2 separate regions of the Homo sapiens genome follow, and region 2 is linked to region 1. A link is an interaction called in ENCODE POLR2A ChIA-PET data of the cell type or tissue named here. Cell type or tissue: OCI-LY7. All regions are shown on one strand. Each heading gives the region's core, and the rest is flanking DNA. Links, peaks and the distances in the headings are about the cores only. Region 1 has its middle 470 kb from the start of LINC01108. Region 2 has its middle 260 kb from the start of LINC01108.

The links. Peaks named below come from ENCODE experiments on the same cell type or tissue, not always from the same donor. Only the 100,000 strongest peaks of a DNase experiment are listed, where the experiment ranks them.
Region 2: POLR2A ChIA-PET joins it to region 1 with 5 read pairs; 2 of 35 experiments call an interaction of 5 or more read pairs at or near these places.

The regions. Positions count from the first base shown.
Region 1 is chr6:14,745,523-14,760,866 of GRCh38, forward strand. No RefSeq gene overlaps it. Among named protein-coding and RNA genes, the nearest start is that of LINC01108, 470 kb to the left of the region's middle. In OCI-LY7, for the core only: no CTCF peak of the experiment used is centred there; no DNase peak of the experiment used is centred there.
Region 2 is chr6:14,541,391-14,556,734 of GRCh38, forward strand. No RefSeq gene overlaps it. Among named protein-coding and RNA genes, the nearest start is that of LINC01108, 260 kb to the left of the region's middle. In OCI-LY7, for the core only: no CTCF peak of the experiment used is centred there; DNase peaks (open chromatin) are centred at 8,191, 8,651 and 9,651; H3K4me3 peaks cover 1,721 bases; H3K27ac peaks cover 1,550 bases.

The DNA of each region.
Region 1 (15,344 bases), core at 5,590-9,589:
AATGTAGTCACTTTAAATTAACATCCTAACTTAAAATAACTAAACCTGATTTTTGTTCGTGATCAAAATTTATATTGGAACACCTCCACAGAGGTCAAATTTAACGTATTCACTGACAAACAAGACAAGCAGGGAGGGCATTTACTGACAACCAAGAATTGGAACAGGATGTCAAAAGCAAGGCTGTTTCTGAAAAGAAAATATTAATAGTTTATTTACATTGCCAATCACTGTGGGTTGAACCTAACCCTTAATTAGGCAAAAGAACCAATGGGTAAATCCTCCTCCCCCAAAAGTTTTTCTTTTCCTGAAAGTTCCTTTTAGAAAGCAGCAACCTAGAGGAAAAAGATCTTTAAAAAGGAAAAAGATTATGTGTGTGCCGAAACCTGGAAACAACCAAAATGTCCTTCAATAGGTAAATGGTGGCTCATCCATACTATGAAATACTACTCAGCAATAAAAAGGAGTGAACTATTGATACACAAAATAACTTGGGTAGAATTCAAGGGCATTATGCTGAATTTTATAAAGCCAGTCTCAATGTATCATATACTATGCAATACCAATTAGATAGCATTCTCCAAATGACAAATTATAGACTGCAGAACAGATTAATGGTTGCCATGGGGCTAGGAATGGTGAGTAGAATATGATTATAAAGGGGTTACAATGAGGGAGATCTTTGTGGTGATTAAATAGTTCTGTATCTTGTTGCATCTACACATGCAATAAAATGGCATAGAACTATGCACATGCATTGTACCAATGTCAATTTCCTGGCTCAGATACAGGACAACAATTATGTAAGATGTGATCATTGGGGGAAACTGGGTGAAGGGCACACAGGACCACTCCACACTATTTTTGCTATCATTGCAACTTTTTGCAAATCTATCATTTATTCAAAATTAAAAAGTCAAGAGAAAGCAAGCAAAAAAGGATGAGGGAGGAAGTAACAGAAAGAAAGAAAGAAAAATAAACAACTTGGGATAGATATTGACAACTCCAGAAATGAAAGATGACAGGAAAGTTTGGAGGAGGGGACAGCAGGGTAAATATTAAAGGTTACAGTCAGGCAAGCTGACAACCAGAAACTGTTTGGATTGTAAATTGTAAATGAACTCAGTGGACAGAGAAGGGGAAAGATCATTGAACTGTTACCCCTGAATGACAAGGATAGAAGTGAAGCACTGTGAGCCCAAGACATGGAGTAAATGTGGCAGGAGCAGCTCCAGGAAAGCCCGGTGGGGACGGAAGAGAAAAGGAGGGGGCAGATGTAGTAGCTGATGCTTCCTAGGATGTGACATGCATCAAGCGAGAGAAAGGATGACTGGGGGAAATGTCCGACCTAGGAAGAAATACTGAGAAAAAAAGACATGCCATAGAAATCAGTAAGCTGAGGAAGAAGAGGCAAAATTCTTGGGCGTGAGCAGAATTACTGATAAAATAATGATGACATGATAAAAGAATATCACAGGCAGGGGAGTTGGAAGGAGAAAAGAACTCACTCAGATTTGGAAAGTGACAAAACAAAACAAAACAGTTCTTCAGGGAAGAAAAATAATGAGCAGCAAAATACAAAACACAATGACCTCTGGAAAGGTGTTCCCTGCACAGGTCTAGAAACTCAACAACAGACATCCTGAATTTTCCAGATGCATTTAACAAATATCTTTGAAATATCCCAATACATATCAAGTCTACATCAAGCCTGATTTTCACATCAAAAGACCCCCATGATCATAATGAGCACTATTAATGCACAAATTACACGAAGCTGCAGGAAGCTGAAGCGCCAAAAGGGAGCAAAACGCTGATAAGCCAACTTTTGAGCAAACATCTTGAATTCCCCCAGGGATACGGACCACCAGGATCACCAAACTCTGGTGTCCCCATGAGAATAAGCAATCAATAATATTAAAACCTTAAAATTAAGGTAGTAATTCTAACATCTTAGAATCTGGATTTTAATGTATTTATTTATTTGAGACGGGGTCTCACTCTGTGCCCAGGCTGGAGTGCAATGGCGTGATCTTGGCTAACTGCAACCTCCACCTCCCCTACTCAAGCAATCCTCCCACCTCAGCCTACCGAGTAGCTAAGACTACAAGCTTGTGCCACCATGAACAGCAGATTTTTGTAGAGATGGGGTTTTGTCATGTTGCCCAGACTGGTCTCGAACTCTTGGGCTAGAGGGATTCGCCTGCCTCAGCCTCCCGAAGTGCTGGGATTACAGGCATGAGCCACAGCGCCCAGCCAGAATCTGAGATTCAGTCGTGGGCATAAAGGAATTGTTATCACACAGTGACAGCCCAAGTTCATGGTCTTTACAAGAAATACTGTGAAACCCCCAAGAGGGTAGCCCCTACATAAAGAGAAGGAATAAAGATGGCTGGCCACTCCTCACAGATGGAGAAGTTAAAAAAACAAAATCCCAGTTTCTCTCTCAGCTACTGGGTAAATAGCCATTCAGAATGCTTTGGAAACATTCACTTAAAAATGGGAGAATAATTGATGTCATTCTGAAAATGTGGTTAGACAAGAATTCAATTATCTCCACTGCCACCAAACCCAACCTCCAAGCTTGGATAAGAAGATAGCAAATATTCTAAAAATTAAGAAACCCAAAGCATATGGTAAACTTTGCAAGGTATCATTCCCCAATGAATTATGTTCTTGTGGTAATACAAAAACATCTCATTTTTCTTAGCAGTTGTTTCATGAATGCCTTGCAAAAGAAAGTGTGAGTTTTTAGGGGGAATCCTCTGCTAAACCATAGTGAATGCTGGGCTTCGAGGTCTGTGGGTGGGCTGGTGCCAACGACTGAGAGAGGTGAGAAGTGAAATTTTTCTGCAAAAGAACCATGGCTGAAGGGAAGATTTCTCTAAAACAGAGAATTTGAGAAGCTACTTGGTGGAAGATTTTAAAGACCCAAAGAACAACAGCTGAGAATAGAACTGGGGAGGGACTTCTCACGGTGATTTGGGAAATTAAACTCTGAGCATCACGAGGTGTAAATCCCCTCTTCGGTCTTCCTTATAAAATGTTCAGTAAAGTTTGCATTCTCACTTTTCGAGAGTGAACTTCCTTTGAGAGAAAAACACAGAAGTATAGAGCCCTGCTTCAAGATTGGCACAAGGGCAAAAGCATAGTTGTAGAGTGACCCTTTTATTAAATATTAATTATTTAATATGAGAAGAACCTGAGGAAAACCAAGCACAAAGGAAGAGGGAGGGGAAGGGAGGTGGTGAGATGATTACCTTCTTCTTTTACTAAAATTTAGAATACTTGAGTCACTTACTCTTTCCTGGTTTCCAAACAGGCTCTGTGGAGACGTGTGAGAGCCTAAGGTTTATTACTCGGGTGTCAGCTCATTCATTCCCCACCGCAAACCTCAAGTAGCTTTTAGTATCACAAAGATCATTCTCAGCTCTAATATCTTTTTCCCTTCTCAGTATCTCGAAAGCCTCCTCATCCTCCTCAGAAACAAATCTAGGTGTCTTTAAAAAGATAATATGTTATTTTCTTTGCTCTGTTGCTGCTTCTTCCTGTGGTTATCATCTGATTATAGTTCTTTCCATAAAATGTTACGCTTAACTCTTTTACCAAATCGCCAGATAATCTCATTGCTACTACCTGAAATACTGTTTTTTTCCAGAAGGGTTGGCCATTGTAGGAAGTGAAAAACTGATGTGAGTCCATATATTTATCCCTTTGCAATTACACTCTATCACCGAGGTAGACTAAATCTTCATTTTCCTTTATCCCCAATCCAGACTGTAAGTTTCTTTTTATTTCAAATAGCAAAATAGAATTCAGCACACACAACTGACAGCAATGGATGGGTAGATGTCTGTGTTAGTCTCATTAGCATGCACTTCTGTGAGACTGAAGGAGCAGTTTGCAGAGCCCCTTTTCACAGGGAGCCTGGGCAGCCTTCAGACATGGAACCAGAACTCGTCTTGGAGCAAGAAAGACCTGTCCTCCAATCCTGGCTCTGCCCTTGCCACTCAACACTCTTGACAAAGTTTCCTAACTGCTTGAAAAGTCATTAAAACAAGGATAAAGTTTTCCTTACAGATAACAGGAATGGAAGTTCAAGGCACACAGTGGAGGCTGAATTCCAGGTTGTTCCTTAACCCCAACCACCCAAAGATTAATTGATCAGAAAGAAGTTTTAATGACTCCCTACTTTCCCAGCCAATCTGCTTTCTAATTCACTTTTCTCAACGCTGTCCTCTCTCTGCCATTAATCTGTCCTCTTGTTTGTTCTACACCCTCACCCACAGAGTGTATAATTATCCTCCCAGTTTTCGGAAGAAATGGCACCACAATACTTGCTATAATAGCCATGGTTGTTTGAAGTCCCTGAACAACTGGACAGCAAGTTGTTGATGTGATTGGAGGAGGAAGAATGACAGTGTTAGGTGATGTTCAGTGCAGGACAGCCGTCAGGGTAGATGGCTGATTTTTCCCCAGTTAGTAAAAGGGATTTGTATCCTTCATGTTTCTCCCACAACACATCCAAGATAGTCTTACTAAAATATCCTTCCTCATGCTCTTCCTGCTCAAAAATTTGTCAGTCATCCAACCCACAAATGCCTATTGATTGTTACTGCCATACCGTCCCTCAGTTGTCAATCAAGATGCTGTTTGCTTTATCCCAGCAATAAAGGACTAGGGTACATGCTATGCCCACAAGCCTCCTGCCTTGTCAGAAAGCTTTGTTTTCCAGCCTCTCCAGCCTTCTCCCGTGACGCGGAAGCTCCCATTACAAGAAGCCATCATAAAAGGTTGGAGATAAAACTACTGGAAACAATCTTTTTTTAAATGCCATTTTGCTTTTCTGTAGTCCTTGAGCCAGGCTTTTGTGCTAGCACCACGGTCTCTCTCTGGCCTGTGGCCATTCCTCTCCTCTACTGTTTTCTCACCAAGTCTGACACTGTTTTGCATCTCCCACAGCTGTGAACACAGCACTCTGCAAATACTTTGGTTCAGTGTAGACATATTGTCTTGATTTGATTTCTCCTAGGATCTCAGTAGCTTTGTTGGCTGAACTCTTAGGCCTTTGAGTCACCTGATGGGTAGGGCTGGCAGATTTAGCAAATAAAAATACAGGACGCCCAGTTAAAGTTGAATCTCAGATAGACGATGAATAATTTTTATATGTCCTATACAATATTTAGTAAATATATGCGAACAATTCATTTTTTATCTGAAATTCAAATATAACGGTATATTCTATACTTATCTGGAAAGCTTACTGGTATGTCACCCAAAACCAACCAAGAGATTAATCTCTATGTTTAGTTAGTGACTTCTAGGCAACAGAGATGACCTCTGTGTGGCAAAACTCTGATAATCCCTGATTACGAGAGAGAAGGGGAAGAGTGAATATGGGAACTCTGGCAACAGCATATTCAAATCGTCTGTCTGGCAAAAAAAAGGGCTTTGCCCCATTCTACTGAGTCAAGGTGGCTGATTGCATTTCAAGGGATGGGGCAAGTCGGGGGGGCCATGGAGGCCTGGAGCGAGGAATTGTTGCAAAGCAGTGGTATGCAATAACTGCTCCCCTTCTAAGAAAGTGAATTCTTGCCAGGCCTAGTGTCTCGTGCCCGTAATCCCAGCACTTTGGGAGGCCGAGGTGGGTGGATCACGAGGCCAGGAGATCAAGACTATCCTGGCTAACACAATGAAACCCCATCTCTACTAAAAATACAAAAAATTAGCCGGGCTTGATGGCGGGCTCCTGTAGTCCCAGCTACCACTCAGGAGGCTGAGGCAGGAGCATGGCGTGAACCCGGGAGGCGGAGCTTGCAGTGAGCCAAGATCGCGCCACTGCACTCCAGCCTGGGTGACAGAGCGAGACTCCGTCTCAAAAAAAAAAAAAAAAGAAAGAAAGAAAGAAAGAAAGTGAATTCCCCCACAAGGGTCCCCACCAGCCCTGCCTTGTAAACGTGTTCTAAATCAAGGCTGAATAGAGGTGGAAAGTGTGGTCAGGTATGCGTCTTGGAAAGTCATCCCTGCCCACTAAGCCACTCCAGTCTGTAGAGTCACAGTCTTGAATATTTTTGGACAACAGAAAAATAAACACCCATGCCCAGAAGTCAGGGGCATCCCCAGGGATTTGGGCAACTCCCACGTTATCCAAGAGAGTTGGCAGCATATTTTCTACCTAGAGAATGAGGGTACTTTTTCCTTTGTAATATGATTTCTTGGCTGAAGAGGAACTATTAGGCACCCTGAGATGCTCTGTAGAAATGCAAGATGATATTGTATTGTATTAATGTCACTTAATGGTAGCTGTCAATGATGGTGATGGAATAAATATGGAAAAGGAAATTACTGTAATTGATTGACAGTCTGGAATCTTCCATATTCGACCTAATGAGAGAAACCTATGAGCAGCAGCTTCCAGTGCAGGCTATTAATGCAAATCATATGCACCGTACCGGCATGCTGAATTATGCAATGCCATGTGAATGTCTAATCCATTTCACCAGGCTTGTCTTTATCCAGAAAAAATATATATATATTTCGCTGACATGCTGATTCGTATATTAGGAGAGTTTAAGAAGTTTGGTGCTAAAGTAGGTGCCATCGTAGTGTTATTAATTTAGTTCTGAACAAGACAAACAGCTCTGTGCAGCCATCAAAATCACTACACAGGTCTACAAGATAACTTTGTCAAGACTGAGGGAATTTACAGAAAAGTCTTGTGATATGTGGAAGGAATTAGCAAATAGATAAGGAGCACACAATTTTTCTAGAAAACCACTGTCAAGGACTCAGTACCCATGCACAACCAGACATGTGCCAAGACATCTACCATGCCTGCACAGTTCTGTTTTGCAGTGGTTCCGAAACTTGTGGAAAGTTCTAATAGAACCAGATGTAAAAAGTCAAGGGAATAACAGGTAAAAAGATTTAGGCCCTGCTTTGGGGACCCCATGGAGATGTAAGTACTGGCCAGACATCATCTTCAAGAAGAGCAAAACACTCCCTGTGGGAATATGCTTTATATGGAAAGAAGTCTTTGTGACAGAAAAATAAGTTGCCAATTACCCACTAATTACTCATCCCCAAGACTCACAGCTTTGAGAAGTCCATGGCCCTAACCAAGCTCTTCACTCTCTGTACATATCAATACTTAAAATTTGGACCATTAGAGGAAGTGACTAGAATTCTAACTATGCGTCCCCCAGCTCCTAGGAGTAAGCTCTGACCTGGCTGCTCAGAGGTACCACAAATGTCCCCAGATTGGCAAGCACTGGACTGAAAGACAGAGAAAGAGAAGGTGTCATGCACTGCAATTTCCCACTAATGGTCTACAGAAAGACCTAAGTTGGTGCAGATTTTTTTTTTTTTTTTTTTTGAGACGGAGTTTCTCTCTTGTTGCCCAGGCTGGAATGCAACGGTGCAATCTCACTCCGCCTCTTAAGTTCAAGCGATTCTCCCGCCTCATCCTCCCGAGTGGCTGGAATTACAGGCATCCACCACCACACCCAGCTAATTTTTGTATTTTTAGTAGAAATGGGGTTTCACCATGTTGGCCAGGTTTGCCTTGAACCCCTGACCTCAGGTGATCCACCCGCTTCAGCCTCCCAAAGTGCCAGGATTATAGGCATGAGCCACCGCACCCAGCCAGAGATGAATTTTTATTTAATTCCACACAAATGTTTTGAACACCTTTTATGTGCCAGGTGCTGTGCTAGACCCTGGATATACAAGCTTACATTCTAATGGAAGAGGCAGTAGGAGGTGATAATTACAGGAGGATGTGAAGAGTGTCACAAAAGAGGAAAAAGCACAGGTATATAAGGGGGACTGAAGTAGCCTGGAGGCTCGGGAAGCTGTCGTTGAGGAAGAAGTCCTTAAGCCAGGACTCCACAGATACTGAATTTTTTAAATTGATAAATATAACAAGAATTGTATATTTTTATGGTGTACAACATGATGTTTTCACATATGCATACACTGGCATTCCAACTAGCTAAATCAAGCTAATTAACATATCCAATATCTCACATACCTATCATTTGTTGTAATACGAACATTTAAAATCTATCTTAGCAATTTTCAAGTATATAATATATTATTATTAACTATAGTCACTATGTTGTACAATTAATCTCCTGAGCTTATTCTATCTAACTAAAATTTTATATTCTTTGACCAACATCTCTACAACCCTGGCCCATCCACCAGGCCAGCCTCTGCCAACCACCATTCTACTCTCTGCTTCTATGAGTTCAGCTTTCTGAGATTCCACCCATAAGTGAGATCACACAGTATTTGTCTTTCTCTGCCTGGCTTGTTTCACTTAGCATAATCTCCTCCGGGTCCATTTATTTGTTGCCAATAACAGGATTTCCTTCTTTTTTAATGGCTGAATAATATTCCATTTTATATATGTAAAGCATTTCATTATATGTAGATATCATGGAATATTCTTTATGTGACATATATATGCATATACATACATATCGCATTTTCCTTATCCATTCATTCATGGATGGACGTTTGAGTTGTTTCCATATCTCAGCTAGCGTGAACAGTGCTGCAGTGAACCTGGGGGTGCAGAGATCTCCCTAACATACTAATTTCATTTATTTTAGCTGTATACCGAGATGCAGGATTGCTGGATCATAGGGTAGTCCTATTTTTAATTTTTTGAGGAAATTTCACACTGTTTTCCATAATGACTGTGCTAGAGAGTGGGGTGAGTTTTCATTTTAATAATCGTGTAGTAATACAAATGTGTATTAGGAAAAATATATACTTGACAAACTTATGATTTCATTGTCATTATATATACTGACATAAATTTTCCCTTTTAATTAATTATTTATTGAAGACATGGTCTTACTCTGTCCCCCAGGCTGAGTGCAGTGCTATGATCACAGCTCACTGTGGCCTTGAACTCTTGGGCTCAAGCGATCCTCTCACCTCAGCCTCTCAAGTAGTTCGAACTGCAAGGGTGTGCCACCATGCCTGGCTAATTTTTTTTTTTTTTTTTTTTTTTTTTTTTTTTTTAGAGACAGGGGTCTCACTATGTTGCCCAGGCTGGTTTTGAACTCCTGAACTCAAGAAAATCCTCTCACTTTGGCCTCCCAAAGTGCTGGGATTACAGGCATGAGCCACTGTGCCCAGTCAAATTTTCCCTTTTTAAATAAACCAACTTAATTTTTAAAGTGAGTTAACACAATATTAAGCAAACAACAGTGAATTAGTCCTCACATATACTGCAGACTGTGAATTTGGTGGTGAGTGACGTTTCGGAAACCCATATGAGGGAGAGGTGGCAGGGAGGTGAAGAGGGGCTGCCCCGAGGACAGGGCCCTGCGGGGAGAGTTGAAATAACAAAACTAAGACAGAGAAAGTCGACTCAGAAAGTTCCTCCATGAGCTCTCACATATATTGGATTCTTCCTTCATCACCAGTCCCCTGTGGTGTAACGTATTCTCGTCGAATTTTCTATAGAATAATTGAGGCCCTCACGAGGTTAACTAAAACACTAAGGTCACCCAGCAAGTTAGCAGCGCAAAGAGAATTAACAAAACGGCCGCCCTCGCCCAGTTGAGAACATCGGCATCTCTCACCTCCGAAGTTCCGAGGGTGCCGCAAGATGGAAAATGAAACTTTCTGTAAAGCAAACTGAGTAAAATAGAGGACTTCGGAGGAAAAAATAAGGGCTGCGGCTGGCTTGGAAAACATTACATTGTTTTCATTACCGTATGTACTTTGAGATGACCCAATTTGAAGGTGCTTGAAGAAGCTTGCTGAATATATGTTCTGTCTCTTTTCCTCTTTCCAAATAAGGCTACATTCACAGGTGCTTGCGACTTCAGCAACTTGTGACGGGGCAGACACAGTTCAACCCATAATACACAATACAGAATGTGGATTTTATTCTAAATGTAATCTCTTGGAGAATTTTAAGCAGGTGAATGATATGATCTGATTTCTGCTTTTTAAAGGTCACTCAGGGCCGGGCGCAGTGGCTCACGCCTGTAATCCCAGCACTTTGGGAGGCTGAGGTGGGCAGATCACGAGGTCAGGAGATCGAGACCAGCCTGGCCAACATGGTGAAACCCCGTCTCTACTGAAAATACAAAAAACAATTAGCCAGGCGTGGTGGCCTGTGGTCTCAGCTACTCGGGAGGCTGAGGCAGGAGAATGGCGTGAACCCGGGAGGCGAGCTTGCAGTGAGCCGAGATCGCACCACTGCTCTCCAGCCTGGGCGACAGAGCAAGACTCTGTCTCAAAAAAAAAAAAAACAAGGTCACTCAGGTTGCTGTGTGGAGAATGGATTATTAGGGCCAAAACCAGAGGCAGGGACACCAGTTAGTCCAAAAATTCAGGCAGGAGATGCTGGTGGCTTGGAAGAAGGTGTTCTGGTAACTGTAACCGGGTATATGCAGCACTTAGGCAGGTGGGGCCTCTCAAAGAATTGAACCAGGAAATGAGCTAACACTCAATCCAGAGAACTCCTAGTCCCTAAAAAGCCAGGTTGGCCACACTGGAGAGTCCACATCCTATCTAACACAATGTCCGGCTCTTGCAAAGACAAGAAAGGGCGTTCCATAAAAGATGAATGAGTCCTTCTCAACATCAACTTTGTAGCTGAGTTTTCCACCTGGCCCCCAATTATCCAGATAACTTATTAAAAGAAAACTTGTCATCCATGAGTTTCTCTACACCAAGGGAAGATGGTTCCGTTTCCCAGTCTCCACCATCGTAGGGATAATGAGCTCCATAAGCCTATCCCTGTTGTATGAGGAGAAGGAGAGGGTACTCGACCCAGAGCTCTTCCAGGAATCCTTACACTGGCTGCATTCTCAGTCTGGGAAGGCCAATTGTGTTCAATCCATTGCCCTGACTAGTGCTTCCTCAGCCCTGCCACCACGATTCACCAATTCCTTCTTTGTCCCTGCCCTGCCTCTTGCCCCATCTCTTTCCTTCCTCTGTCCCTGACCCCCAAGGCTCTCCTAGGCTTCCAGCTTCAGAGCTCATGATTCACTCACTCACTCAGCATTTACATGAGAGCACCTACTGTGTGCCAGGCTCTGCTCTAGATCCTGGGCATCCGGGCACCATGCTTGCTCTCATGAAGCTTACATTCTAGTCAGAAGAGACAAGCAAATAGAAGAATCAGTTTGGCCAGGTACAGTGGCTCAGGCCTGTAATCCTAGCACTTTGGGAGGCCAAGGCGGATGGATCACCTGAGGTCAGGAGTTTGAGACCAGCCTGGCCAATGTGGCAAAACCCCATCTTTACTAAAAATACAAAAATTACCTGGGCGTAGTGGTGGGCGCCTATAATCCCAGCTACTTGGGAGGCTGAGGCAGGAGAATTTCTCGAACCCAGGGGGCGGAGGTGGCAGTGAGCCAAGATCACACCACTTCTCTCCAGCCTGGGTGAAAGAGCAAAACTCCGTCTCAAAAACAAAACAAAAGAAGAATCGATTTAAAAACATCAAATAGTGATAGTGCTCTCTATGCAGGAGTATTTAAAAACAAAACAAAACACTAATGTGAAAGAAAGTGAACAAGTGAGTACTTTACAGTCTGAGAAAGCCTCTCTGAGAAGATCATGTTTGTCAGGCTATCTAAACCATGTGAAGAGTAAGTGAACAGCAGTCCAGGTAGATGAATAGCTCGTGCAAAGGCCCTGGGGTAGGGTGAAAGGGAAGGTTCACAGAGCTGAGTGAAGGCCAGTGTGCAGTAATTCTCAATGGGGCTTCAGTGACAATATGATGTGTGACTGTTCCATGCACTTGGGGATTTGTAGCATCCCTGGCCTCCCTCCCACTAAATGCTGGTCAAGCCCCTAGTCCTAACTACTGAAAACTAGACACACACACTTTTTCCAGTGGCATTTGGGCAGCTGTAGTGCTGCCCTAGTCAAGAAGCACAGCAGGCAGGAATGAGCACAGTTTAAGGGGGACAAAGAGGAAGGTGGGCCTGCATCACACCAGCCTTTGTAGGCAGTTGTATTATTTTCCTAGGACTACTGTAATGAAGTACCACAAATTGGGTGGCTGAGATAACACAACTTTATTAACTCACCATTCTGCAGACTGGAAGTCTAAAATCAAGGTGTCAGCATTTCTAGTTCCTTCTGAGGTCTGCAAGGGAGGATCTGTCCCATGCCTTTCTTCTAACTTCTCGTGGGCTCAAGCATTTTGCTTTGTAGACACTGTGCTCCCTGTGCCTTCACATTGTCTTCCCTCTGTACATGTCTGTCTCTGGGTCTAAATTGCCTTTTTCATAAGGGCATCAGTCATATTGGTTTAGGGCCCACCTACCAACCCCATCTTACCTTAATCATCTGCAAAGAACCTATTTCCAAATAAGGTTACATTCACAGGTACTTGGGACTTCAGCATCTTTTGGGCGAGACACAGTTCAACCCATAATACAGGATATGGGATTTGGATTTTATTCTAAATGTAATCTCTTGGAGAATTTTAAGGAGGTGAGTGACATGATCTGATTTCTGTTTTTAAAAGGTCGCTCAGGTTGCCGTGTGGAGAATGGATTATTGGCGGCAAGACCAGAAGCAGGGATACCAGTGAATGCAAAAATTCAGGCAGGAGATGCTGGTGGCTTGGAAGAAGGTGTCCTGGTAACTGTGGTCAGGTATGTTCAGCACTTAGGCAGGTGGGGCCTCTCAAAGAACTGAACTAAGAAGTAGGCTAACACATCCAATGCTCTGCTAGGGAAAGCTGTCTGGGGACAGCCCACCCAAGTACAAACTGTGGGACCTGAAGGCAGGCAGCCTTCAAGTAGAGACCAGAAGATGACCTAGACAAGTTTCTGAGTGCAGAGGACAGAATTAGGAGATCTTCCAAGTGCCCTTCCAACTGCAGGGGTATATAGTGCTAACAATATCCACACTGTAAGTCAAGACAAGAATCTGCCTCTGCCATGTTGGGCAACTCAGGCCGAGCATTTACATGAGAGGGCAATGGCCTCGTTACCTCACTCTTGCTCCATCCCTCTCTCCAGCTGACAATGGCATACACCAGGGCCACACACTGCCACTTCCTTTTCAGAGCTGTACCAATACACATCCCTTCCAATCAATTAATATTTCCATCTCAGTGAACAAGAACAAGTTAACACGCTGACAGTGTGGGCTACCTTCCAGGGTTTGTCTGCTGACAGATTAAAAAGTATGTCAACATGGCTTGATATTAACAAATATTGCAAAGCAGGAGCCTTTGTTTGTTTTGTTTTGTTTTGTTTTCCTAGTTTATTGGTAGTGCTGGCGAACCCACGCCTGCATTCATCCAAAGGTAGACCGACCAGGTGATGTCAGCCCAGCCAAGACCTCAGTATGTGAAAGTGCTGGTGAACTGCAGCAGCCAGTCAGTTGCTCACTCCTGCTGGGTGAATCAGCCAGGAGAAGAGCAGCCAGCGAGTAGGTGTGCAGCTTCTTTATTATGCAATTGGAGGGGATGACATGGTTGTCATAAGATGCACTTTTAAGTGGCTGAGTTTTCAATATCGAAGGTGAAAGCAATAGAAGATTTTTGCAACTTTTAAAGAAAAGGTTTTTTTTTTTAATGGTGTCTTTTAATTTTTTAAATAAAGCACTAAATGAACCTTTTCTCACTCTCCATCCTCTCTGGCTGCCTGCTCACAAATAGTGATTAAGGGCTGTCTGACATCCAAGGTCACTGGACTGGCAGGGATACAGAGCCCCTCTAGAAGAGGGTTTGCCAACTATGGCCCACCGCTCCATTCCAGCCCACCATCTGCTTCTGTGCACCCCATGAGCAAAGCCTGGCTTTCACATTTTTAAATGGTTAAAAAAAATCAAAAAAGCCATATGTCATAACACACGACTCACATTTCATCACACATGAAAATTAAAATTACGGGAAATTCAAGTTTCAACATCCATAAAGAAAGGTGTATTGAAACATGGCCATGCTCATTTGTTTACATATTATCTATGACCGCTTTCATGAAATAACAGCAAGGTTGAACAGTTTTCAGAGACTGTGTGGCCTATAAAGTCTAAAATGTTGACTGATTCTTTAGAGGAAAAAGTTTGATGACTCCTACTATAGAGTTTGAGGAAGAAGCATACTGGATCCTGTTATTTGGTCTCTATGCATTTTCTTTTTTCTTTTTTCTTTTTTTTTTTTTTTTTTTTTGAGACGGAGTCTTGCTCTGTCACCCAGGCTGGAGTGTAGTGGTGCGATCTCAGCTCACTGCAACCTTCACCTCCCGGATTCAAGCAATTCTCCCTGCCTTAGCCTCCCGAGTAGCTGGGATTACAGGCGTGCACCACAACACCCAGCTCATTTTTATGTATTTAATTGAGAGGGGGTTTTGCCATGTTGGCCAGGCTGGTCTCAAACTCCTGACCTCAGGTGATCCACCTGCCTTGGCCTCCCAAAGTGTTGGGATTACAGACGTGAGCCACTGCATCTGGCCTCTAGGCATTTTCAATTACTCTCCTAACTGTTTTAGATTACTTTTATTCATTTAAAAATCTACATTAAGCTCCTAACTAGGCAGGCAACATGCTGGGTCCTGGAGGTACAACTGAGAACAATGAGGGACAGTCCCTGTTCTCAGAGCTGAAAGTCCAGTAGAAGAGCAGGTGTTCATCACACCATGCAAATGCAGTCTACCAAAAAACAATAACCTTGGCAAGTGTTCAGACGGGAGGTCCATAGAGCTATAAAAGCACAACATAGGTGAATTGACCTCCTGTTCTGGGATATCAAGGAAGATATGCCAAAGTGTAGATTAATGATTGATCTGGAATTTGTAGGAAACGTTGAAGCTAGGAAGGGAAGAGGGAAGACAAGGAGTATTTCAATTTCTTGACCATATCCTTCTTACTTTCTTCCAGTCCTTACTGTACTGGGATGGGGTGAAGCACAGAAAAGGAAGGGAACAAGCATGATGAGGCAAAGGTGGAGGGTTAGGTAGGATCCAAGCTATGCAGATAAGAATGGTGGGAAGTTGTGCAAGATGTTCTCAGCAGCACTATGCCATTAGCAAAACTCTGGAAGCAACCAAAAGACCAGAGGAGAATCGATAAATAAAAACTGTTGTATTCACACAATGGAATATTAAAAAGCAGCGAAAGCAAATCCACTACAACCACATGCAACAACATGGGTGAGTCTTAGCAACACGTTATGAAATAAACAAAGCAGGTCCCAGTAGATAACACATAATACGACAAACTTTTCAAAAATTTAAAGGTAACTAAAATTTAACAAGACATATTTTAGGAATATACTACTGTAATAAAACCATGTTTCAATAAAGCAAAGAAATAGTCAAGTACAAGGCTTAGAGTTGTGAGTTGAC
Region 2 (15,344 bases), core at 7,385-11,384, 200 kb before region 1:
CATTGGTTCAACCTTTTACTGAGCACCTGCTGTTTGCCTAGGCCTATGTTCAGCTCTGATGAAGACAGTGGGAAGTTCAATGCATGCCTTCTGAGAATTTCTGCCTAATCAGAAAGAATGCCCTTAAAAATAAAAGAAAAAAGCAAAACAAAACAAACAGCCAATAAACAAAACCAGCCGAAAGACCACAGAATGAGGCATGACATTCTAAACGGAATATGACCAAGCACTAAAATGTACGGGTAAGGCAACCAGAACAAGTCCCTTGAGGGTCAGAGGCATGTGGGCCACTTATTTTGGACAATAGACTGTAAATGGCCTGATATCAAAAAATGTACCTATAGAATGCTCAACACCTCTCTCTGCCCCGGGAAAAGCAAGAAAGCAGGGTAAGAAAAGGAAAATAGGGTCCAGTTCTCCACCTTCTGTGAAAATAGCAAGGGTGTGCCTGTATCCAGGATTCTGCTGAGAGTCCTGTAGGTTCGAGTATGATCCCAGGAACGCTGTGAAGAAACCTGAACATCCACCTGTCTGTATCTTCAACCATCTTAATTGAGCTTCACGAGATGGAAAATGTGGTCATGTAGAGGGGAAGAAAATCTCTTACCACAAAACCATGCATTGGTTCGTTCATTCATCAATGTTTAAGTGTCTACCATATTTCTGAGTCTCTGTTCAAGACTGGAGATACAAAGTCAAATATCACATGGTTTCTGAGGTTAAAGGAGGGTAGCACCATGTGGGCATAACTTAATTCTTTTGTTAGTATTTTATAGCAAGAAAACTTAGTTGAAATCTGGGCACAGAGTACTTAATGGATATAGTAGGTGAGGGAAGAACACGAACTGCCTCTGTATAATAGATATCCCTAAATACAAAACATTCTAAGCAAAGCAGGAAGCCTGTGAGTTCTTTATTGTGGCCCTCAGTGGCAGCCACGTGAGGCTTGGCATAGCAGTCGTCCTCTGGTGCTCAGGGGACAGTAACTGAAGCTACTAGGGAGGATGGGGTGACCAGGAGAGGTGAAACCAGAACTGTGCTACAAAAGAGGGAGAGGATTTAGATGGAAAGAAAAGGAAGGCTACTCTGAGCCGATCACCCCTGGCACAGATGTAGAGGTGGGAATGAGAATGGATATATAGAGAGAGGTGGCCGGCCTATCTGTGTAGGACCATGCCCACGGCAAATGGGAGAAATGTGTAGTCAGGTGAAGTCAAACCATCAAGGCGGATCCTCATTTGCATAATGAGGAATTTATTCTCACAGAAAAACAACAACAAAAAAATTAACTTTCATCAGGTTCCTGATACAACCAGTTACTTTTTTCATCTTGATTATTTATCATTGTCATGATCGTCATCATCGTCATCATCATCACCTAATCCTTACATGACTACTGTGAAGTAGCAAATGTAATCGATTGTAGAGGGAAGGAGATCCCGGTTCAAACAGCATAAGTGACTCACCCAGCATCACAGAGCTAGCGTGTGGGTGGAACTGAGAGTCATGCATCAGCTCCTGCACCACAGCTGCCTCCCTGGCAGGGAGCAGGAGAACAGGGTCGTGGCCAACATCCCCTTGCTCACTCCTTGGGTACTCTAAGTATTGCCTGGGTATGTGGTGACCAGGGGGGAGGCGAACAGAGCCCACCAAAAAGCACTGGGGTCACCATTTTAGAAGCTGTCCCCCTGCCAATCCTCTGAGGCCAGCCTGCCCTACTCTTCCTGATGAGAGGTACCAGGAAAGTGTTCATTATGCCACCTGCTGTGTTAAGCACTTTACATTCATTACTTCAATTAATTCTCACGCCAACCCTTGAAAGTAAGAATTATGGCTCTTGTTTTACACCTTAGGACATGGCGGCTCTGAGAAGTTGGTCTGACTCCAGTGACTGAGCTCTTTCCCCCGGGCAGCTGTGTGCTGTAAGATGCTACCTCTGGAGCACTCCCCTCTGCCAATGTCTTAGAGTTCACACTCAATAAACATCTTTTCAGAGATAAGTACATGCCACCCACTGCTAGCCACACACCTTGCCAACTCTACTTAAAAAATAAAAGCAAAAATCTTCAAGTATTGATTCATAAGGAGCTTGACGCATTAATGAGAACTGGTGTCAGTGGGTGACTTGCGCAGTCACCAAGGGGAGGAAGGCATCCCATTCCTCCTTGCTTTCCCCAGGGAGGACCCCAGGGATCACCTACCAAAAATCGTCAACTCAGCCTTCACATACGAATGCTTGGAACCTGGTGATCGATAATGACAAAGCTGATGTTTGTTGATCGCTGTGTAGCAGTCACTGTGCTAAGAACTTCACGTATATGGTGGGATAGTATTTCAAAGCAGGGTGTCTCAATCTTGATACTACTGACATTTGGCACCAGATAATTCTTTTATACAGGAGGTTTCTCTGTGCATTGTAAGATGCTTAGCAGCATCCCCGACCTCTTTCTACTAGATGCTGGTAGCATCTCACTCCCTCCCAGTTGTGACCATCAGAAATGTCTCTAGACATTGCCCAATGTCTCCTGGATGCCAAAGTTGCCCCCAGTTGAGGACCACTGCTTTAGAGTATAAATTGATGTGCCTCTAAATTGATATGTTGGGATCATTTGCCTCTAGTTCAGGCGAGCACAGAGACCAACAGCAATCCTTATCAGCTTTGACTTGGGCCATTCCGGGCCATTCTGCACCATCTGCCTGGAATTCTGGGTAACAGGGTCATGCCTCAGGTCAACCTTCCCCCATACAGCCAACACATAGCAACATGAGCCCCACTCATGAAGGACCACAAACATAATTAATTGTCCCCAAACCCCTGGGCTTTGGGTTTCCTGAGTTCGTATGCTTGGGAACAGCTGCTAGTGGACATAAAACGCTGGGAGAACCCTTTCAGATCCTGCCTTGCCACTAATTAGATGTGCAATCTTGCAAAGTGACTTAAGCTCTCTAAGGCTCAGTTTTCTTCTCTGTAAAATCAAGATAACAGCACTTTCATCACATGGGTTCTCGGGAAGATTAAACAGGATGCTAAATATAAAACACCTCCTCTTGTGCCAGGCAACATAGTAGGCTTAATCAATCTAAATTGTCTTTGTCCTCACCCTTATCTCCCCAAGACAAAGATAGGATTTTATCTGGAACAAAACCCAGTGAAGGGTATGTTAACGAATTCCATCAAACAGAGCCATGATATGAATGAATGGCTATATTTCCTTCCAAGCATGATTTTTGGTCTTGGCATAATTCAACCCCTTTTTGATTCTCCAAGTAATCTCTCTTCAACCGAGTACACAGACTTGATGAATCAAGGCTGCTTTTGGAGCCCTCACCAAGAAAGGTGTGGGCCCCTCTGCAGGTGTCTGCACTCCGATAAGCTTGTCAGCAGAGGCTTTTCAGAGCCTGCCTCATCTGTCAGATGTACAGGTGTGCCTGGGCTCAGCTTACACCCTGAGTCAGGGTCACGGTTGGCAAGATGGAGTTTTTCCCCAGGGATGGAAGCCTTATCAACTTGAATAACAACCTGCTGCAGCCTGGTGCCTGCAGAGGGCAATGAATAAGCTTCTCTTTGCCCTGCATCCAAAAGCCAAGAGCCAGTGCACATTCTCAAGGGAATCAGATTGGGGGTGGGTTCTTGGTAAAACTGAAGATTATCAGGCCAAAAGAAACAGAAAAATAGATGGTAGCTGCTTAGTAAGCTTTTGTGTCTTTTAAGGTTTAACTGATTAAGAAAAACCTAGAAGATTCTAGACTGGAAATCCAGTTTTGGATTGCCTCTGCTCTTCTCTCGGGCATGCATTTTCCTGAGTATCGAGAGAGAGAGAGAGAGAGAGAGAGAGAGAAGTAAATACATATGATGCTGAAATCTGAAAATCTTTCTAATGGTTGCAGTTGAGAAAATCATTTTGATGAAAGAGGAAGGTAAAGCTTTTGGATGAAATGGAATTTGGGAGTAATTCAGATTTCATTTATTCTCTTTCTTGTTCTCTCTTTAAGTCAGTAGGGCCCTCTAACAGTCACTGTAAAATATTCTGCCTATAGCAGTTTGCTTTATCCATAGTTGCTGTGATACAGTTATTAGAGGAAGCACAGCCAGTCTTAGGAGGTAGGCCTCTCTCTGGTATCACCTGAAGAAGCCATTTGAGGATTCTACCCAAGATCCATGGAGGAAGAGTCTCTGTCACCAGCCTGCTGTGACCCAGCTGGGCTGGAAGCTTGGCTGTGTGAATATTGTAAAAGTTGCATGATTTGAACGTAGACTCAGCTGGGCTAATGAGGACAGGACTTCAGATAACCATGTGACGAGATCACTCTCCTTCCACAGAATAATGCCTCTTGGGGATGGTGGATGGTGAAGTATATCAACATTTAAGAGCTGAAAATAAAAACTTTGTGTTCCCCAGGAAAATGATGAAATCACCCAGAACCCAACTGAATATCAGCTAATAATTAAGAGCACAGACTCCATAGTTTGCCCTGCTTTTAAACCCTGGTTAGCTTACTAGTTATGTGAGAACTTGGGTAGGTTACTTGCTTATTCTTTGCCTCAGTTTCTCCATCTGTAAGACAGGGAAAATAATGGTATCTGTATTTGTTTTTTAGAGCAACTGAAACAAGTCATCACAAACTGGGCAGCTTAAGCAACAGAAATTTATCCTCTCACAGTCCTGGAGGCCAGAAGTTCCATAGCAAGGTGTCAGCAGGTCCATGCGCTCTCTCTGAACGCTCCAGGAAAGACTCCTTCCTTTCCTCTTCTAGCTTCTGGTGGTGGCCGTCAAGCCTTGGCATTCTTTGGCTCACAGCTGTATCACTCCAATCTCTGCCTCTCTCACCACATGATGTTTGCCCTGTGTCTGTGCCTTCTCCTCTTACAAGACACCAGGCATATTGAATTTAGCACCTATCGTAACCTAGTATGACCTCATTTTAATGTAATTACATTTCCAAAGATCCTATTTCCAAATAAGGTCACATTCTCAGGTACCTAGGATTAGGACTTCAATACGATCTTTTCAGAAGACACAGTTCAACCCACAGTAGTACCCCATGGGATGTTGTGTGAATTAAGTGAGATAATATGAAAAGAGCTTAGACCAGTGCCTGGAACATAGGAACATGAACTACTTATTCTTTCTAAACCTTACGATAAGCTCATAAGGGTGGATCTTATTGCACTTCTTCAACAGAAGAGAAACCCTAGGCTGGAGGTGAAAGAAATTGGCCTAAAGCCACCCACGTAGTTAGTGGTACAGTTCAAGTTTAGAGTGGCTTGCTCTAACTCCAGAACCCAAGTACTTCTAATAATCTATTACTCCGTACTCCTTCTAGAGCGACTTGGCTTTCTAGAACAAACCAGTTTCTTCATACTTTCCTTATAAAACTCACTTTCCAACCCTGGGGTTCTCCTACTTCACTCTCCTGCCACCTGCCACGAATTATTCAAGTTCAAATTCACTACTTTAGAACCCCCAATTAAAAAGCACTCAGCTAGAATGGCGGTGATTCTTGCATATATCTTTAACCAAGCTTGGCCAACCCACTCTTGCAAGCCACATGCAGCCCAGAACGGCTTTGAATGCAGCCCCCCAAAATTCATAAACTTTCTTAAAACATCATGAGATTTTTTTGTGATTTATTTTTAGCTCATCAGCTAGCAATAGTGTTAGTGTATTTTGTGTGTGACCCAAGACAATTCTTCTTCTTTCAGTGTGGCCCAGGGAAGCCAAAAGATTGGACCACCCCTCCTGCCTTTAACCCTTACTCATTCTTAGTACAATGTCAGGTTTAACCAGGACATCAAAATAGACTGCAACATTTCCTTACCTCAAGGGTTTATGGATGAGAAACATCAGCCAATTACAAATGAATTTACAATATGCCGGATAGTATTCTAAGTGCTTTAACAAATATTGACACATTAAATCCCCCTGACAACTCTGTGAAGGAAATATTGGTTTATTCCCATTTTACAGATTAGGAATATGCAGACACAGAAAGGCTAAGATCACAGAGCTAGAATGTTCCAGAACAGGGACTTGGCTGGGGTAGTCTGCCTTTTAGTTCCAGAGCCTATGCTTTTACGCACTGTGTTCCATGTGCAGTGGATTTATTTAAACATCCCCTGAGGACATTAAGGTTAGTTTTAATATTTTGACATTCGAAACAATGCTAGAGTAAACATCCTCAAGCTAAATCTTTACGCACAACCCGAATTATTTTTCTGGTAGAATTGTTGTGTCAAAGAGTAAGCATGTTATTAAGGCTTTGGTATGTAACGTCAAATTGCATGAATGAGGGAAGGAGTTCTCAGGAAGTGAAAATGGGATCAGCAACAGCATGAAATGGAAAAGCATGGGGGTATGTCTGGAAAATGGCAAACACTCCAATCTGAATGGAATGTAAAGTGCTTGAAGACAAGAGATTGAAGCACTGCTTCTAAATTGGTCTGGACCCAGCTTGTGGAGCACTTTGAACACCAGACTTCAGAATTTAGACTCTGTCGAGCAGCACTCAAAAACCAGCATACATTTTTGAACTGGGGAGTGAAATGATCAGATTCTGTCTAAAATAATTTGCTCAAGAAAAACTTGAGGAAAGAAAAACTTCTTTCCCTTCATAAGAGGAGTCATTCATCACAACTGCATCAGTACAAATGGACTGGTGGGGGTATATTTCATTATTCTTTTAACATGGTACATTCTTGAAATTACCTATTTTTACACACAGAGAAATAAAAGGATTAATATAAAGAATAAATATATCAATAACAATAATTATATGTATTCTATTTTAATATATGGATTATTTTATATATTCTATAAATGTATAATATACTTAATATTATAATGTATAATAATACAGTAGTTTCCTCTTATCCGCAGTTTAGCTTTCCAATGTTTTAGTCACCCATGGTCAAGGGCAGTCCAAAAATAATAAATGCAAAATTTCAAAACCACAGAACACAGAAGATGGTTCGAATGAGTATTTTTTTAAGTTGCCCATGGATGGTATATCACTAACATCATTCTAGATGTAGAAATGAGAAGTTAGTTCATTTCACACAATGGATGCCCCAGGACATTAGGGCTTCATTCTCTGCATAAATGGTTGAGAAAAACTGGTAGAATGTATCTTAGGAGTGGAATTTCTGCTGGGGGTGCACAATTCCTATGGTACCTGACGGTGCCACAGGGTTGTATCAAGGTACACTCATTGGTAAGAGAATTCACAGCTCTACAGCACTGCCAACAAATCAGGTTGTTAAAATGCTTGCTACTCTGAAAGGAGTAAAATAGCATTACAGTGTCTTGAACTTGCATTTCTGCCATTACAAATATGGAAATCTTTCTTTTTTCATATTTGTATAGACTAGGTTTCCTTCTTTCTGAATTTCCTGTTTAATCGCTGGTCCATCCATTTCTCAATTGGAGTATGTGTCTTTCTCTATCGATTTGTAGGCATTCTTTACATACCCTGATAGTAATCCTCTGCTGGTGATACGCATCATGGCAAGTATTCATTAAAGTAATCCTTTATGGTGAATTTTAATGTGTTGAGTCCTACTTTAAGGCTAATGCAGGAAAAAAAAAAAAGAAGTTCCCAAAAGGACAGCCAATATGTAAATATATTTACAGTTCCTTCACTAAATAGACAAGTATTACATATCTTCTATGGGTTAGACTCGGTAGGGGAAAGGTCTGGGGATATAGAAATAAACAAGTCAGGATATCTACCCTTAAGAGATTTGCAATGCAGAGGAGGAAACAAACATTTAAATTCTATTACAACCCCGTAAGAGCCATCATGGTTAGCGGTGAAATATTACACGTCTTAGCTGCCATAACGCCACTTTAGAGGAAAAAGGATAAACGTTTCTGCAGGTCATTATCACAAGACTGAATGAAGACAAGGAACAGGGAAAGCTTCTCTCCTGCACCTCAAGTCCCATTTCCTGGCAGGGCACAGGGTGACCAGTTCACAGATGTGGTAGTACCTGCTGTCCTCCAGAGCCACCACACCTGGCAGGACCAAAGTCCTTGAAATTACATTCTCTTAAGTATATACGTGCTCTTTGTTCTCTCACACCTCTGTAAACAAGGCTTTTTGCTGCTGTTCCCATCAAGCTGCTCCCTGCAACTGTGTAGAGAGACTGTCACAACAGCACTTGTCAGGAACTGCAGCGTAGCAAGCCATGACAGCTGGTGGCACGAGGAGCCCATGCATCTGCTTTTCTCCCTCTGCCAGGCCTCCCTGAATAATGGGAGGTCTTGTGTACACACGAATGATGCTATTGATCCTCCCACTGTGGGCCCCAAGCACTGCCGTTCTTTGTAAGTAGCTGGGGGTTGCGTTTACACTGCTCTCCTCACACACCACCACCTAATTCCCCCTGGGATCCAGGGAGCGTATTTGTACTTGGTTATAAGTGCAGAGAGCCCTGGAATCTTTATCAGGAGAGCAGAATTTGGGTGGCAGCCTTGTCGCATACCAGGTGGGTAGCTGTTTCTGTACCTCTTTTCTCATACCTAGGAAAATACCTGTTCTGAAGTTCTCAGTGAAACATATGTGAAATTACTTATGAAACTGATTTGTGAGCTCTCTTGTACGAAGCAAATGAAAGTTATTATAATTATTTGCATGACTCTTGATATGGAAGGCACAACTTCAAGAGGTCCACTAATAGCATCTTGTGGTTTCTGAGCCCACACATCTGTGGCGCATCGCAAATGGGCACACAACTTTTTCCTTGGACAGCTGATGTACTCAGCCCTGATGGGGAGTGGGGGATCTCAGGAAAACAAGTGAGAGAATTCTCAAATTCACAGAATCATGGACTACCAGATACAAAGGGGCCTTCCCATCTACAGTAGAACCTTGATGGGTTGAATCAGTGGCCTCCAAACTTCTTGTTCCCATGCTTTTAGCAGGAATGCATTTTTGCATATAACTTTCCAATATATGCCTATTTATTCATTTATAGACAATAGATGTGTACTAATATAAATGGGCATTTTAAAAACATACACAAAATTAGACATTTTTAAAGTGTAAAAAAAGTTCTAATATTTTCTTCTGGCACCACACAGTGGATCATCTTGCCCATTCTTGAGAGTACATGCCTTTAACATTGAAGTCCACTGGACAAATCAGGACACTGAGGACCAGAGAGATGAAGTGATTTGCTCCAAGCCAACTGGCTAGTTGGTGACTGAGCTGACATGCTGGCCTGAGATCGCTGTTTCCTGATAATGCGCGTGATCTCAGAGTTTACCCTATATTGCAAATTACCTCCATGGAATTACCACACCCTATTCTTAGTTTATTCCTGATGCATCAAGAGGCTTTTTTTTTTTCTTAGACCTCTTTTTCATTCTTTTAATTTCTGAGAACAGACCTGAGAGAGTGGGTATAGATTTCCTTCACATAACAATGTGAGAAATAATAGAGCAAGATTGTATGTCACAGATGAAAATGCTATATTTATGCCTCATTGTAATCCATTCATTGCTTTATGGATCCAAAGTCCCCTTGGGAGTGTCACAAATCCACATAATGTTCCTGAGTGCAGGATTTGGCATTTGGATCTCTGACTTAGCTGTCAGATATGTAAAATCACATGTAGCCAGACAACTCCCTCGGGACTCCACAGCTGCAGATACTGAAGAGTGCGAGTTATTCCAACAAGGTCAGCATTAATTTAGGCAGATACAGTTCCCCTTGAGCTACACTCTTACTGCCCCATCTAATTTTAAGTGTGACTCAGAGGGCTCTGGTGGAGCGAATCCAGTAGCATTCTCTTCTCCAGCACTTTCTCCAAGCTCAACAAGGGTGACTTTCAAAGGAGTCACATGCCTTTAAGGGAGACAACGGTTTTCCCAAGAGTCTGAACTTCTGAGGCTACTGCACAGCTCTGCTTACCTGTCTTCACCCTCCTTTACCTGCTTTTCAGCCTCTCAGGATCCCTCTCTACCCAGTGGCCTTGCTTTAAGGATCCCGTACATGCCATGCAAATTGCTGGGTGGATGATTCTCTTCTGGACCACGTAACCATGACTTGGATATCCTCTCCTATGTCCAAATTGCTTCTAATCAATGGTTGATGAAAGATGTAAATGAATACTAAGTACACTTTAGAAATAAAATGAGCTGACAGGTAAGTTAGCATTCCCCTCATCACCAGGGGTACACCAAGAGAAATTATTTTACTGGGTGAAAGGTTGGAAGTGAATGGTCTCTGGGCTGGGTGCGATGGCTCCCCCTATAATCTCAGCACTTTGGAAGGCCGAGGCAGGCAGATCACCTGAGGTCGGCAGTTTGAGAACAGCCTGACCAACATGAAGAAACCCCGTCTCTACTAAAAATACAAAATTAGCCAAGTGTGGTGACGCATGCCTGTAATCCCAACTACCTAGGAGGCTGAGGCGGGAGAATCGCTTGAATCCAGGAGGCGGAAGTTGTGGTGAGCCAAGATTGCACCATTGCACTCCAGCCTGGGCAAGAAGAGCAAAACTCCATCTCAATAAGAAGAAGGAGAAGGAGAAGGAGAAGGAGAAGGAGAAGAAGAAGTGGTGAGTGGTCTCTCCATTCCCTTCCAAATCACTATTAGAAAAAACAAAGAACATAGAATCAGAGGGCCTGGATTTAAAATCTCCCTCTGCTAGTTAGTAACTGAAGCACCTAGCACACAAAGAGACAAGAAATATTTGTAGCCAGGCACGGTGGCTCACGCCTGTAATCTCAGCACTTTGGGAGGCCAGAGTGGTAGGATCGCTTGAGCCCAGGAGTTCATGACCAGCCTGGGCAACATAGGGAGACCCTGTCTCTACAAATTTTTTTCTTAAAAATCAGGTGGGTGTGGTGACACATGCCTGTAGTCCCAGCAATTCAGGAGGCTGAGGTGGGAGGATCACTTGGGCCTGGGAGGTCAAGGCTGTAGTAAGCCGTAATCATGCCACTGCACTCCAGACTGGGCAACAGAGAGAGAACTTGTCTCAAAATTAAAAGGCAAAAAAGGAAATATTTGTTACATTGTGCAAGTTATTTCACTTTTCTGTGCTCAAGCTTTATCTGTAAAATAGGAATGATGATCACTGTCTTACAGGATTGTTACGATGATTTACATTTAATAAATATTTACGTAAATAAACTATATGATGGAAATTAAAAAGAAACAAGTAATGTCTACATGTTTTAATCAACTAGTGCTTAGCAGTTCTTAAAAGGGCACTCTACAGCTGATTTTTCCATGAGGCCTCACCACATGGCACCATTTCCAAGCGTGACAAGCTTGAAAACCATTGCTGTCCCCCTCGGTTCCCTCCTAAGAATAATGAACCGCATCACAATTGACCTCAGCATAAATGAATGGTCACTGAGCCAGACCTATCCATCCACTGCTTTTCAAATCCCTCGCTCTCAATTCCAGTTGCTGCCTCAACAACTGGTTTTATGTAGGTTTCCTGCAGGCACAGCCTCATCATGCCTCACCGTAGGCACATACCTCATGTTTCTCACGTTCGTCCCCAGCACCTCTGTTTCTAGAACCTCTGCAGAGCCCACATACAGATAAAGCAATGAGAAAGAGTTGACAACCCTAGGGGTAGACCTTGGTCAATACAGGACAGAAACAATCCCATACATCTATGCCCCTTGAGGAAGAGATTCTGAGACATGTTCCATCACGCTTCTAGAGAGTCCTGGGGAGCAAGCCTCCAGTTGCCCTAGAGGCAGCTAACTCAATGACACATCTGCATTTTGAATCTCTCTCCTTCCCTGTTTAGTGCCCCTGTCTCGGCTATGTTTCCTAAATAAGCCACTCAGCCTGCATGGCAGTCTTTGTCTCAAGCTTTGCTTTTGTGAGGAGCTGGGGCTGAGATACCACCATGTGCCAGACACTATCTTCGGTTATCTCATGCATCCTCTAGGGCGGCAGTCCTCAACCCTTTTGGCACCAGGGATCAGTTTCGTGGAAAACAATTTTTTCATGGACCAGAGTGGTTAGGGGTCAGGGGTGGGGGGATGGTTTCAGGATGACTCAAGTGCATTATATTTATTACACACTTTATTTCTATTATTAATACATAATAAAATAATTATACAAGTCACTATAATGCAGGATCAGTGGGAGCCCTGAGCTTGTTTTCCTGGAACTAGATGATCTTATCTGGGGGTGATGGGAGACAATGACAGATCATCAAGCATTAGATTCTCATAAGGAACCCACAACCTAGATCCCTCACACGCAATAGGGTTCACGCTCCTGTGAGAATCTAATGCCGCTGCTGATGTGATAGGAGGCGGAGCTCGGCTGGTAATGCAAGTGATGGGGAGCGGCTGTAAATACAGATGAAGCTTCACTCACTCACCCTCCGCTCACCTCCTGCTGTGTGGCCTGGTTCCTGACAGGCCACAGATCAGTAGTGGCCCGTGGCCCAGGGGTTGGGGACCCCTGCTCTAGAGGGGTCAGCAAGCCACAACCCATGGGCCAAATCCTGCCTGCCTGCTGCCTGTGTTAAAAAAAAAAAAAAGGGGTATTGGAACACATCCGGGCTCATTTGTTCACATACTGTCTGTGGATGCTTCTGAGCTACTGCAGCAGGGTTGAGTAGTTGTGACAGAGACCACAGGGTGCACAAAGCCTCAAATATTTACTGTCTTGCCCTTAATAGAAGGAGTTTGCCAAGCCCTGTTCCAAGTGTGATGCCTGGACCACCTGCAGCAGGATCACTGTGTTAAAATGCAGATTCGTGTCTCCAGTTCCATGCAAGCCAGGCGGCAGAGGAAGCATCAGAAGAGCCAAGTGGAACATGGTCCATGATGGGTCACAAGCCCAGAGGCCCAGGAAAGCCAGGTAGGGGGCACAGTGAGTAAAGTCAGATGAGTCTGGTGTTCTGGCCAAGACACAATTTTGTGATATGAAAAGTGAGTAGGAAGAGTTTTCTATTCCATGAGAAAATATACTTTTGCCTGAAAGTTTCCTGAAACAGCCTGCTCTTCAGGCTCTTCTGTCCCTCTCTTGCTATTTTGCTATAGACATAGGCACTAGGCCTGGGGATATCATTTTCATATCTTTTTTTTTTTTTTTTGAGATGGAGTCTCACTCTGTCACCCAGGCTGCAGTGCAGTGATGTGATCTCTTCTCACTACAGCCTCTGTCTCCCAGTTTCAAGTGATTCTCCTGCCTCAGCCTCCCGAGTAGCTGGGATCACAGGCGCATGCCAACACACCTGGCTAATTTTTGTATTTTTAGTAGAGACAGGGTCTCATCATATTGGCCAGGGCGGTTTCAAACTCCTGACCTCAAGTGATCCGCCTGCTTGGCCTCCCAAAGTGCCCGGATTACAGGTGTGAGCCACCATGCCCAGCCTGGGAAATCATTTTCTGTGATGAGACAAGGGTGCAGTCTGAATGGCCACCCACACTGGACCCCAAGGCCAGGCAGACAACAGGGTGAACTAGGGTTCCTATCACCCTGGAGAAGCCCACCCTGTATAAGGGTGCAGCCTCTCCTCAGCTCCAGGTGGCCATTGCCACATGCAAACTGTGGGCCCTAAGATGCTAGATTTTGTGATTTGCTTTTTACAAGGCAAACAGACTTTTGAATTCTTCTGTAAAACTACTCAATTTTGAAGGTTGGCCTGTATTTCTTTTTAATTACTCTATGGGTTAAATAAGACAAGACTTCAGGCCAGATTCCAAATAATAGGCATTGATATATTGTTTGCGGTGGGGGTTGATTTGTTTTTGTTTGTACCTCTGGCTAAACTGTAATTAAAATAACAGTTACCGGGGCTGTTGTTCAATAGGTGGGTCCAGGTGCGGTTGTTAAAATGTTGAAATATAGTTGTACCACCTGGTAAACAGACACTGTCCCTCACCTCCCATCCTTAGCCCATGTCCCCTATCCTGGGGGCCTCCTCTCTCCAGGACCTTAGGACCTCCGATTCAAAGGCTGAAGGTTAACGCCGGGGCAGCAGGGCCTCCTGTGGCTCCGAGGCTGCCATCCTTTCTGACTAGCTGGTGTTTGTACCTGCCAGTGGGTCAACACATTTACTATGCCCTGCCCCCTGTAACCATCAGAGCAGTGCGTGTTCTACCTATGGCAAGAGCTTTATACTTTTCCATTTAACCCTCAGACGGTTGGATCAGGTAGGACTGACACTGCTGTGAAATCCAAAGTTAACTTTAAATTGATCAGAGTCTTGATTATGCATCCTTTCTCTCCTCCTTTCTTCTTTGGGAACCCCATTCACTCCTCCTGCCCTCAGCCCTCCAAGTCCTCCTGAATGCTCCAGAAGAGAAACAGTTCCTCAGATGATCCCTTTCCACTAAGGAGTAAACAAATCGCTACTGGCTAAAATGTGGCTGGGCTTAAATCTTTGTTCTGTAACTCACAAGGCATTTGACCATGGGCAACTCACTTCTCCTTTCTGAAGTTAGGTTTTCATTTGTCATGGGTAATAGGCCCAACGTTCCTGGGCTTTTTGAGAATCATGTGGATGAGAATGTGAAGCTCCCATCACAAAGCAGGCATCCAACAAATCACAGACCTGTTCTCCTCGTTCTTGAAGGCCCCACCCTAGACGGGCTGTGCTGATTGTAACTGGAATCGGTTCCTTGAACTAAAGGGAACAAGCATGAATGACAAGTCCTTCCCTGGATGTCCATGGGACGGCCAACACCCTTACTTTTTAACCTTTGGCACTATGTACCTTTCCACTGTGCACTTACTGTGTTTTTAAACCATGCATTTATCGCTGCAACCCTTTGATGAATATCTGCTTCTTCATCAGCCTGTCTATGTCCTATGAGGATCTGTTTTCTAGTAAATCCTTGGCCACGCAATGCCTGACACTATGAGTGAACAAAGGGCTGTGTGATTGTAGAGGGAAATGCCAGGCATTGGTGTCCATGTGTGGACAGGCGATTTTGGATATGGTCTTTCTCAGGATCCTCGTTCTTATAATGTGGTACCCTTTTCCATCTTGTTCAGCTCCTAGCTTCAGTGCTGCTCTACTGGTTAAAGACAATCTCTGAGGATATTTGTGAATGCAAAAGAGTATGCTTCTAAAGCCCAGGCTTGGGAAAAGTAGGGGCAAAGAAGGCATGAAACAGGCTCTGACCTACCCAGTTTTGGGGGTGGGAGGATAAGGAATAGGCTTTGGGCTACAGGGCTCTGGACAAACTCAGAGGCTTTTCTAGGGTTTTTCCACAAAATCTGGATATTGCACATAGATATTGCCAGCTCACAGGCACCCTCCAGAGCAAAGATGAGCAGCATTGCATTTGTGTCTGTCTTTTCCTTCAAGGCCTGGACCCGATAACTCAGGTCCTAATTGGACCAAGCCT